Regions from separate parts of the Homo sapiens genome. Here region 1 is linked to region 2. A link is a loop called in an ENCODE intact Hi-C map of the cell type or tissue named here. Cell type or tissue: Caco-2. All regions are shown on one strand. Links, peaks and the distances in the headings refer to the core of each region. The heading gives the core; the rest is flanking DNA.

What was found. Hi-C counts contacts between places; a loop is a spot of excess contacts. Peaks named below come from ENCODE experiments on the same cell type or tissue, not always from the same donor. Only the 100,000 strongest peaks of a DNase experiment are listed, where the experiment ranks them.
Region 1: it touches region 2 in a loop (4-fold over the local background); 3 of 110 quality-filtered maps call a loop at or near these places.

The regions. Positions count from the first base shown.
Region 1 is chr2:105,709,471-105,714,853 of GRCh38, forward strand. No RefSeq gene overlaps it. Among named protein-coding and RNA genes, the nearest start is that of NCK2, 33 kb to the right of the region's middle. In Caco-2, for the core only: no CTCF peak of the experiment used is centred there; a DNase peak (open chromatin) is centred at 3,221.
Region 2 is chr2:105,579,944-105,585,326 of GRCh38, forward strand. No RefSeq gene overlaps it. Among named protein-coding and RNA genes, the nearest start is that of LINC02946, 28 kb to the right of the region's middle. In Caco-2, for the core only: no CTCF peak of the experiment used is centred there; a DNase peak (open chromatin) is centred at 3,148.

The sequences.
Region 1 (5,383 bases), core at 176-5,175, 130 kb after region 2:
ATTTTTAGTAGAAACAGGGTTTCGCCATGTTGGCCAGGCTGGTCTCGGACTTCTGACCTCAGATGATCCGCCTGCGTTGGCCTCCAAAAGTGCTGGAATTACAGGCGTGAGCCACCGCGCCCTGCCAGAAATGTGATGAGGATTAAGTGAGGAAAGTCTGTACAGCGTCTAGCACGTAGGTGCTCAGAAACGTTCCCCTTCTTTTGTGTTGTCACACCTCAGTAATTCTGTAATACATTCTAAAGGACAGCCTTACGCTGTCCTTTCCCTAGCTATGGAGTTTAGCATCTCCCTGTGCCTTCATGTGCACCCAGATATGAATGAGTTAGCAAGAGCACCAAGGAAAGGAAAGCCCGAGACCCGGACATGCGAAAGGAAAAGCGCAGCTGAGAAGCAGGGGAGGGATTCTGAAGTTCCCACCGCCTCTGCCCAGGAGCTCATTCTGCCTGAAGGGACACAGGGGAACGTAGGGAGCAGACCCTTCTTCTGCAATCTTTGCAAAATGAATTTATCAGTAAAAGTCATTTTATAGAACAGCCAAAGACTCCCCACAGATTCAATTATATGGAATAGAATCTGCTGGTGAATGTAAGAAAAGTGTTGCCTGAACTGCGAAGGGAAAATAAATGATTTAATTCCCACCACCTCTCAACAGCTACCTTCTGTTTTAGAGACACTGGTAAAACTTCTGGGGCTCTTACTTGACATACCTACATCGTATTATAGGCCTATTGGTTTTATCAGAATAATATGCTTTCCTCACATAAGTTATTTCTTTCTGTTACTTGCTTGCAGTACAGATTTAAAGGGGCATTCAGGCAGCCTCCAGATGCCATGATGGATTAACTCTCATGTTACACAGTAATGTAGAAGCTTCTCTTCATTCTCAGACTTTATCTGACAATCACTCCTGTATCCCCACCCGCAGCTGAACTTAACCTGAGTTGTTTTGTTTTGCTTGTTATTGTAGTGAAATATACATAACATAAAATTTGCCATCTTAACCATTGTTAACTCTCCAGTTTTATGGCATTAAGTGCATTCAAATTACTGTGAAACCATCACCACCATCAATCTCCAGAACTTTCTCATTTTTCCCTACTGAAACCATACACGTTCAACCCTAACTCTCCATCCCTCCTCCCCGCAGCCCCTGGCAGCTACCATTCTACTCTCTGTCTCTATGAATCTGACTGTCCTAGGGACCTCATATAGGTGGAATCATACCTCTTATTTGTTATCCTGTGACTGGATTATTTCACTTAGCGCAATGTCCTCAAGGTTCATCCAGGTTGTAGCCTGTGTCAGAATCTCCTTCCTCTTTAAGACTGAATATTTCATTATGGGTATAGACCAATGGACATTTGGGCTGTTTCCAGTCTTTGGCTACTGTGAACAGCCTGCTATGAAACATCACCTGACAAAAGTTCACTGGGTGACTGGTGTTTAACTACATGGAACATGGATGTGATTGAGCTCAGAGGACCACTAGGAAGAGATTCAGCTGTTTCTGAGCCTCTGTTCTTAGCCACTGCATTGACTCATCACTGGTCTGTTCCCAGTTTTCTTTTGGAAATTATTATAGGAGGAAATTATCTGGGGGAGGCTTAATGGAGGTCTACCATATAGTTGTGTACAACACTATCAAATAGCAGAATCAGCTAGAATTCACCGCAGAGGCATTGTCACGTTTGTCACCCAGGAGATACTGAGAACATTCAGACCAAACTTTAACAGCTAACATATTGGATATGAAATTCTCAGTGTGTCCTACCTCGATTCTGGCCATTTACCATTGTGGTTTAGGTTTATATTCTCTTTTAAAAGACAAAAATCAATTACAAAACTATAGCCTCCCATGTTATGGTCTGGTCAAATAGTACCCAAAGCCAAAAAGCAATATTAATATGAATCAGAATCCAAATGTTCCAGAAAGAGAGTCTTGTTTTTGGGGGCATTATAGAGATATGTTTAAAAGGTTGGTGATTTGGACTTTATTATATGCAATCAAGGCTTATGTGGAGAGCAAAGTCTGGGGTAGCAGAGATTTTATTAGCTAATATTTGTGTAATCTAGGCAGACTTTGTATCCTTGCAACAACTCTGTCAGGTGATTTTTATTATCTAAATCTTACAGATAAAGAATCAGACACTCCTAGTGATTAAGTGATTTCTCTAGTTTACACAGCTGGTAATTGGCAGGGCTGGGATTCTAGCCCAGGTTTCTCTGATTCCAAAGCCAATTTCTTTCCCACCTTTAATCAAGTGCTACTGGATTTACAAAAGGTAAAAGAAATTCACAGTCTATGCTTACATGGACCAGTGGTTCTCAAAGTGTGGCCTGTGGGCCAGCAGCATCAGCATCTCCAAGGAATTACCAAAAAAGCAAATTCTCAGGCTTCGCCCCAGCATTTTGATTTAGACATGCAGGGGCTTGGCCCAGCATCTGTCTTTGGCTTTTTGGGGTGTGTGTGTGTGTGTGTGTGTGTGTGTGTGTGTGTGTCTGAGACAGAGTTTTGCTGGAGTGTGGTGGCTGGAGTGTCGTGGAGTGTGGCTGGAGTATGGTGGCTCAATCACAGTTTACTGAAGCCTTGACCTCCCAGGCTTAATTGATCCTCCCACCTCAGCCTTCCAAGTAGCTAGGACTTCAGGTGCACACCACCATACCAGCTCATTTTTATGTATTTTGTAGAGATGGTGTTTCACCAAGTTGCCCAGGCTGCTCTCCAACTCCTGGGCTCAAGTGATTCACCCACCTCAACCTCCCAAAGTGGTGGGATTATAGGCATGAGCCACCATGTCCAGCCCAGCATCTGCCTCTAATAAGCACCCCACCCCCCTGGGGGTTCCAGTGGCCACCAAGTGTGAAAGGCCCTGGAGAGATGATTCCCCTGTCAAGGGGGAGCAGTGAGTCATCTGCTGTTCACTGCATTTGGGTACCAAGCAGAGCAGATGGGAATGGCAGGGAGTGCAACACAGGTAGTGTGATACAAATGCTGGCCAGACAGTATTTTGATCCCAAAGAATTTTAGCTCATTTAAGATTGCATTGCGAGTTTCACACGGGTAAGAGTGTTAACGCTGATCTAAATTTTAATTTAGCCAATTTTCCTCCTCCTCCTTCCCCACCCCAGCTGTCACTTCCTGCAGCGAGTTACCTCAGGCATCTGGCATTTATTGAATAGATACCACCTTCCATGTTTGAGGAATGCCAGTTTCATCAGCAAACACTCTCCTGTGGTCTTTTCCTGTGTGTACTCATGCTGGAATTTCTGGACACAGATTTTGCTTTTGTTCATGCACAGAGCTTAAGAGGGATCCCTAGCCAAGGAGACAATGCATAGGGACTACTGATAGAGCCATCAGATTCCTGCTGTTCGTTGACATTCTCTTGAGCATCAGAAACAATAAGATAGAGAAGTTCAAATGTTTGAACAAGATTCAGAGGCAATTTTTAGTGGGTCAGATGTCAACAGTGGTAAAAGAGATGAATATGGGGTCTTGATATTTCAAAACCATACAGACCTGAGGAGGTCTTTACAGAAATGCACTGAAATTTAACACCTTCCAGCAGAGCAGGAGCTGACTTTGACATCCTGACATGCCTCTGTTGAATGATTCAAGGTATTGACTCACCCATGCTGCTTGAGCAAAGTGGCCAGATGTGAGCTGGCGAGGTGCTTGGCAGAGACCGTAAATGATGAAATTGGAAGGAAAGCATTTTCTGGGGTCACTCCGTAGGGCTGGGGCTCAACAGAACAGAGGAGAGGACCTTTGGATACACAATACTTGTCCTGACAATCCTGCTGCAAAGCTAGCTTCCAGGAATGCTTTATTTCAGTTGTGCCATGTGTTTGCAATGTCACTGTGAGTCTAATAGTCAAACAGGAAGGGTGAAAATAGCTGTGTTACAGTCACAGTGAATTAAGATCTTTGCATGTGCCTAGTCAACAGGGCTGACTCAGCAGAGGCTACTTGTATATTTAGGAACTGGGTGTCCTTTGATAGGGACTTTCACATCCACAAAGACAGAGGTAATATGAACGGATGGGCATTCGCAGGAGGGTAGCATGGTGCAGTAGGGAGAGCCCGGGCAGCCTCTCCAAAACCTGTCTCTCCTGGTTATAGACTGTGCCATGTCAGGGTCCAAGCACCTCACCAGCTCACATCTGGCCATTTTGCTCAAGTCTCCCTGATTTCTTCCTCACTGTTAGAGGGGGATGTTCACCTCCATTCTCACCTCCTCGGACTGTCAGGTAAATAGACACAAGGTGCCGAGGCTCCCAGCTTGCATTCTGTAACTATCAGTTGTCATCATACAAACATTCAGCCCGGTTATTTGAGAACCAGGTGAGTGTTAAGCATCTCTGATATCAACAAAATCTTTTACAAACCACCTCAGGGTATGGATTTCTTGTATCAATAACACGTCAAATAGTATATAATATTCCAACGATAAGAAGGGAAATTAATATTTACTGTGAGCATAATGGGTCAGGCACACCTGTGTTCCAAATGCTCAAAGTCCTTGCACACATGCACAAGCCCGATGACAGTTTGTATTACCCCTAGTTTTAAAATAAAGACACAGAGGGCCAAATATTAAGAAATGTGTCTTGGGTCACAGAGGGCAAGAATTTGAAGCCAGGACGACTCATCCTAGACACCCTGGAGTTCTGTCACACTCCCTTTGACATGTTCTCATGCACATTTTCCCCCAGACCCACCTACCACCCTGGGTCCCAACCAGCCACCAGACAGGTAAACAAGTTGGGGCTCAGACTTCTCTTTTTACCATATGCTCAGAAACAAATCCGTCACAACCTCTTAAGCTCTGCTTGGGGGAATGGACCTTTCTGTCTAAGAGCTCAAGGTTTCATTTTGCAGAAAACACACAACTATCATTTTCGATTCGTTTATGAGTTGGCTCATCTCCAAATGCCATCAGAACGTTAAATCCCCAGCATTTCAGTGGAGGTCGAAGGAAGACAATCCCAGCGGTACTTTCATTATAACACAAATCTCTAGCAGGTGTATGTCAACTAAAAAGCCAACAGCCAGGTCAGACTGTTACAATCAAGCTCTCTGCAGTTAATTTGGAAGGAAAGAAAAATAATGTACTTTCAATAGGTAAATATGATGTTTGAACAATGTAACTCAACTACAGAATTCCTCAAAAATGCAGAAGACAATCAGAAGCCCATACCATGGCACAGCTTCTATCATTTGGTGATATTTACCTTTGTGTGTCTTCAGTCCTTTCATTGACAAACATGTAAGAAGATGAGGGAGGTGGCACTTGGCATTAGGGAAGCCTGACAGCCTGAAAGAAGGCTGCCAATGTGGGGGACACCCAGGCTATTTAGAGGAAATGGGGGAGATGGG
Region 2 (5,383 bases), core at 142-5,141:
GGAAAACACAGAAAACCCCACCCTGCACCACTGAAGTGGAGATAGAGCAGCCACAGAGAGTGGATGGGCAAGGACTCTCCTCTGGCCTCTCATGTCCTGGGCTTCAGGGTCCCCATGACAACTGTCCATGGGCACCCACACACCCAGGAACCTACAGGTGCTGGGATTGGACCTCCAGGCAGGCCAGTGGTTCTCGAGCTGCATGCTCAGCACCCTGGAGGGCCTGTTAGAATACAGAGGCCTGCACCCCACCCCAAGTTTTCAATTCAATAAACTTGAGGTGTGGCCCCCAGGTGTGCACTTCTGACAGCTTCCCATGTGCCGCTGAGGACCCAGGTCCAGGGACCCCCTCACTTGGAGAACTACTGGGGTTAGCAAATAAGGCAGAAAGTAGGTAAGCAGAAGTCCTGGTTTGTTTAACCTGCATGATGAATTGTTCAGTGACGACTCACTGCAATTTCTCGCTCACTTTCTGTATTTTATACCTGAATTTCTCTTTGTCAAGAACTGGGAAGGGCCTGAGATTGACACTCCTTGCAAGTTAACCTGTTAACTGGCACAGTTTCGAGAATGCTGGCAGAAGACACAAGACGCCTGGGATAGAGGCAGAGGACAGTTTGCAACTCACAGCCACAACAGCAGCTAGGGTGTCAGCACTTGCACCAGTTTCCAAAGTCATCCCTCAGGGTGATGGTGGCACCTGCACCGTTGTGGGTTGTGCTGTAGAAGAGGAGCCTCGTGCTTAGGGAACCTAAGTCTTTTCTAACAGACAGTATGCCTGCCTGACTGTAACCTTGGAGAGAGACATTTCCTTATTACACTGACAGTAAAAATAACAACAACAACCACCAAACCAAATCAAAACAAAACAAAAAATTTTAAAAAAATCTTTTTGTTCCAGGGATAGATATTATCCCCATATATCAAGGCTATTGATGTACAAACATTCTTAAAATATAGTCTGGAACAAAGGCATCAAACACTTCCACTCTCAAGACGTGCAAAAACCTGAGACCCATGGAGAATTATCTCCAAACATCCTTCTACTTCTTCTCATTGGAAATTACTAAAATGCAAAATCCCCTTAAGGCTATCATGGTAGGCAGAATAATACCTCTTCCTCCCCACAAGATGTCCACCTTGAAACCTGTGAATATGCTACCTTACAGGTTTATTAGTTTCCCTTGGCTGCTGTAACAAAGTACCACCAGCTTGTTGGCTTAAAACAAGAGAAATTTATTGTCTCACAGTTCTGAAAGCTGAAAGTCTAAAATCAAAGTATAGTAGGATCAAGCTCCCTCTGAAGTTTCTAAGTGGGGATCTTTCTTGCCTCCTTTCATGCTGATCATTCCAGGAGTTTCTTGGCTCATCAATGCATCATGCCAGTCTTTGCTAGTGTCTCCATATGGCATTCTCCCTGTGTGTCTGGGTCTTCACATGGCTGTGTACTTATAAGGACACCAGTTGGCCAGGCATGATGGCTCATACTTGTAATTCCAGCAGCTTGAGAGACTGAGGCAGGAGGATCTTGAGGTCAGGAGTTTTGAGACCAGCCTGGGAGACATAGTGAGACCATGTCTCTACAAAAAAAATGAAAAAATTAGCTGGGTGTGATGGCATGCTCCTGCAGTCCCAGCTACTTGGGAGGCTGAGGTGGGAGGATCCCTTGAGCCCAGGAGTCCGCAGCTGTAGTGAGCTATCATCATGCCATTGCACTCCAGGCAACACTCTGGGCAACAGAGTTAGAACCTATCTCTAAAAAACGATAGAGAAAAGACACCAGTCATACTGGTTAAGGGGCTCACCCTACTCTAGTATGATCTCATCCTGACTAATTACATCTCAGTGGCCCTATTTCCAAATAAGGTCCCATTCTGTGGCACTAGGTGGGGGGTTAGGACTTCTTTTCTTTTGGCCGGGGGTGGGGGGGAGATGCAACTGGACCCATAGCACCTGACAAAGAGGAATTAAGGCTGCTCATCAACTGACCTTAATAAGGAGATGATCCTGAATTGTTGGGGTTGAGGAACAGTGTAATCATAAGGGTCCTTAAAAGTGGAAGAAGGAGGCAAAGAAGGTCAGAGCAACGCAATGTGAGAAGGACTTGGCCTTACATTACTGGCTTTGAAGATCGAGGAAGGGACCATGAGCCCAGCAATGTGGTGGCCCCTAGAAGCTGGGAAAGACCAGCAAACAGATTCTCCCCGGATCCTCCAGGAAGGAAGGCCATCCTACAAACACCTTGATTCTAGCCTGGTGAGACCTCTGTGGACTTCTGACCTGCTGGAATAGAACATGATAAATTCATGTTGTTTCAAGCCACGACATTTGTGATAATTTGTTCCAGCCACCATAGAAATCTAATAAACCCATCAAGCACAGCACAGTTGAGGTAGCACGACTTTATGGCTGCAGGCTGTTTCCTCTATTTTCTTGGATACCACAACTTAATATATTTCACATGGTCATTGTTTGCCATTTCTAATCCCATGACTGTAGTACGTTTATAACTGTTTCTGCATTTCACAAATAAGGGATTTTGCTCAGAGAGCCGATTTCTCTTTGCTTACTTCTTTTTCCCTTATTTAGAGTTTTGCATTTCTCTGTACCATTTCCAGGTGTTTGAACTCACAATGACTACTTTATCTCAGGCTTTGCTTCGCTTCTCAATTAAAATTTTGTGTTGATAGAAGATAGGAGTGCTTGCTTGTTTAATATCTGTTTATCTAGCTTGATGATGCCATGTTTATATAATAGGAGCTCTGGAAATTAATCAATATTTCTAATGAAGCAACACCCCACTCCTCCGTAGGTGTAATAGCTGGAAAAGTTTGAGATGCTTGCATATTACAACCACTCTGGCCATAGATTGTATGTATGTTAAGTGCTTCCAGGGAAGGGACTGGATCTCACTCACCTTTGAATTCTCTTAAGTGTGGAGCCTTGAACATTTTAGACTCTGACTGAATAATTGATAAATGATCAAAGATGGGGAGAGTTGTTTTCTTGAGATTTTTCTGTGTTCTGGAAGCTTTTATTTGCTGTATCTCTGTATTGTTTTCCATTCCCCTGCCATCCCTCCAGTTACCTCATCTTTCTGTAACTAAGCTTCCTGAGACAGAACAAAGTCCTGCGGGTGTGGTCTCATTAGAGGCTCTGAGCTGTGAGGTAATGCTTCTCTTCATAATGATGCCTTGTTCTTACCTGGCACCTTACTAATAAAATTCATAGCTGGTGAGGAGCATGTACACACACACACACTCACACACACACTCTCACTCCCTTCGAAGAGCTGAGCAAAAGTAGGTTACCAGTTCCCTCAGAAAACATAGAATGCCAGTCAAGCACCCTCATATTTTTTTCAAGGGACCCCTTCCTTAATTGTCCAATATGTTTCTAAAGAAAACATAATATTACCTTGAAATGTTAGAGTGTCTTTCCTCTTGGGTCTCAAAGGACAGGTGGAAACCTGAGCTTATCTCTATAACATCCCCATGAGATCAACACTCCTGCATTTGAATGCGACCTATTTAATTGGAGTGTAAGGCAGGGAAAGTCCCCCAGAGAGTGGAGATTTCCATGAAAGAATGCCCAGGAATATGGCCACTGTGTAGGGAAGACTGAAGCACAATTTATTTGAAGGACAATATAATTTTTCTAGAAGAATCAAGTAATTACTGAGAGATGTCAGATGATGAGATTTCTGGAACTCTTAGGATGTTTTGGAGTCAACTATAGCTTGCCACTTACTTCACTTGATCCAGAAATGTACAGTTAAATGGCCTCAAGGTTAAGTGGAGGAGAAGGAGGATTTGGATTTGCACAGCAGTTTCCAAATCAAAGCTGAGGTGTCTGAGTTCAGCCTGGAGTGGATTACACTAAACTGCTAAAGTTGGGACATTGTGAGAAAATTTCTGATGTAAATCCTGGTAGAAAACCTGAACTATGTCGTGTTTCATCTGGGTGTGGGAGCTGCCTTGCTATTGACTAATCCCTCAGTACACTCCAAATGTCCCTACAGATTTAAAAACACCCATGTCAGGGCTTCCTTCTTTGTCTTGCCAACATATGCATATGTTGTTTAACTCTCTAAAGTCTTTCAAAAAGGTGTTGATTGTGATGAAAGAAATATTACTTGTAGGACACATAGATGCATCCATCCATCCTGGACACATTGATCTACCACATGCAAATTAGTTTAACTTTCTGTCCAAAAATGCTTTAGACCAGACTAGATTTAACCTTCATTTCTGGAATGTTTAAGTACTTTGCATGATGGACAATTGAAAATACAATTCTCAGCCTCTTGCGACCTTTACTGACTGATGTGATTATGAAAATACCAAGATGGTCAGGACTTCTGGAGCAAGGTCATGGACTGGACCAGCGCCATGCTGAGCCATGTGGAGCACAGGGCAAATGAAGCATCATTCACATGGATCCTTTCTTTATTTAAAATTGTGACCTTTGTTCATCGTGGATTTCCCACCACAATGACTGTAAATCTTACGAAGACAGAGAGCATTGAAGAAGAGACTGGAAGTTGGAAATCAAATAGAAAAGTGGTACTTGACTTAGCAGATGAAGAAAATGACACCCTTAGCTGGCAGTGACAACAGCTGAGAAATGATCTTATTTACACTGTGGTACCCCTCTCCTCCCACACGGAAACCCTTACCAACTGGAGGAAGTGCATTTCTATCAGTGGGGGTGAGAGAGGACTGGATGAAAGCCTTCCTTAAGGAGTGGCTAAGTTCAGCAGCAGCAGACAGGAAGTTTATTTTCTGGAGAAAGTAACCTGAGGCTGTCTGAACTTGGGCACCAACCATGCTGAAGGAAGGGTATGGAAGTCAGACAGTGAGTAAATGCTCAAAACTCCAATCTCCTTCCCACTGTAGGATGGGGGCCCTGGAAAATAGCCATTTACCCTCCAGGCAGGGGATTAGAGGTGTCTTGTCTAGAGACACTCACCAGCAGATGAAACTGATGCTGGGACTCCTAAGGAAATGGCCTGCCTGACCAGCTTCCAGTGCAGGCCCTGGGTGGAAGCCCAGCAGAGCCTCCAGTCAGCCCTTAGTGGCCCACTCAAGATCATCAGACAAGGTGCTCAGGGAGAATATGTCACAGCAATGACCAGAAGTCAAGCAACAGAAAAAGAGCAGTCTGCCAAAGCAGAGGCTACTGGGACAGAAGAAGAGAACAATAATTACCTCAGAGAGACAAGAGAGGACACTGCACCCACAACACAAGAAGAGGGTCTTATATCAAAGAAATACTCACGGGACAAAAAAAAAAAATAGAAAATAAAGATGTGGTAGGTGAAATTGGAAACCAAGTGAGAAAGTTGAAAGATAATGTTGAGGAAATGCCCCAAAAGAAAGCA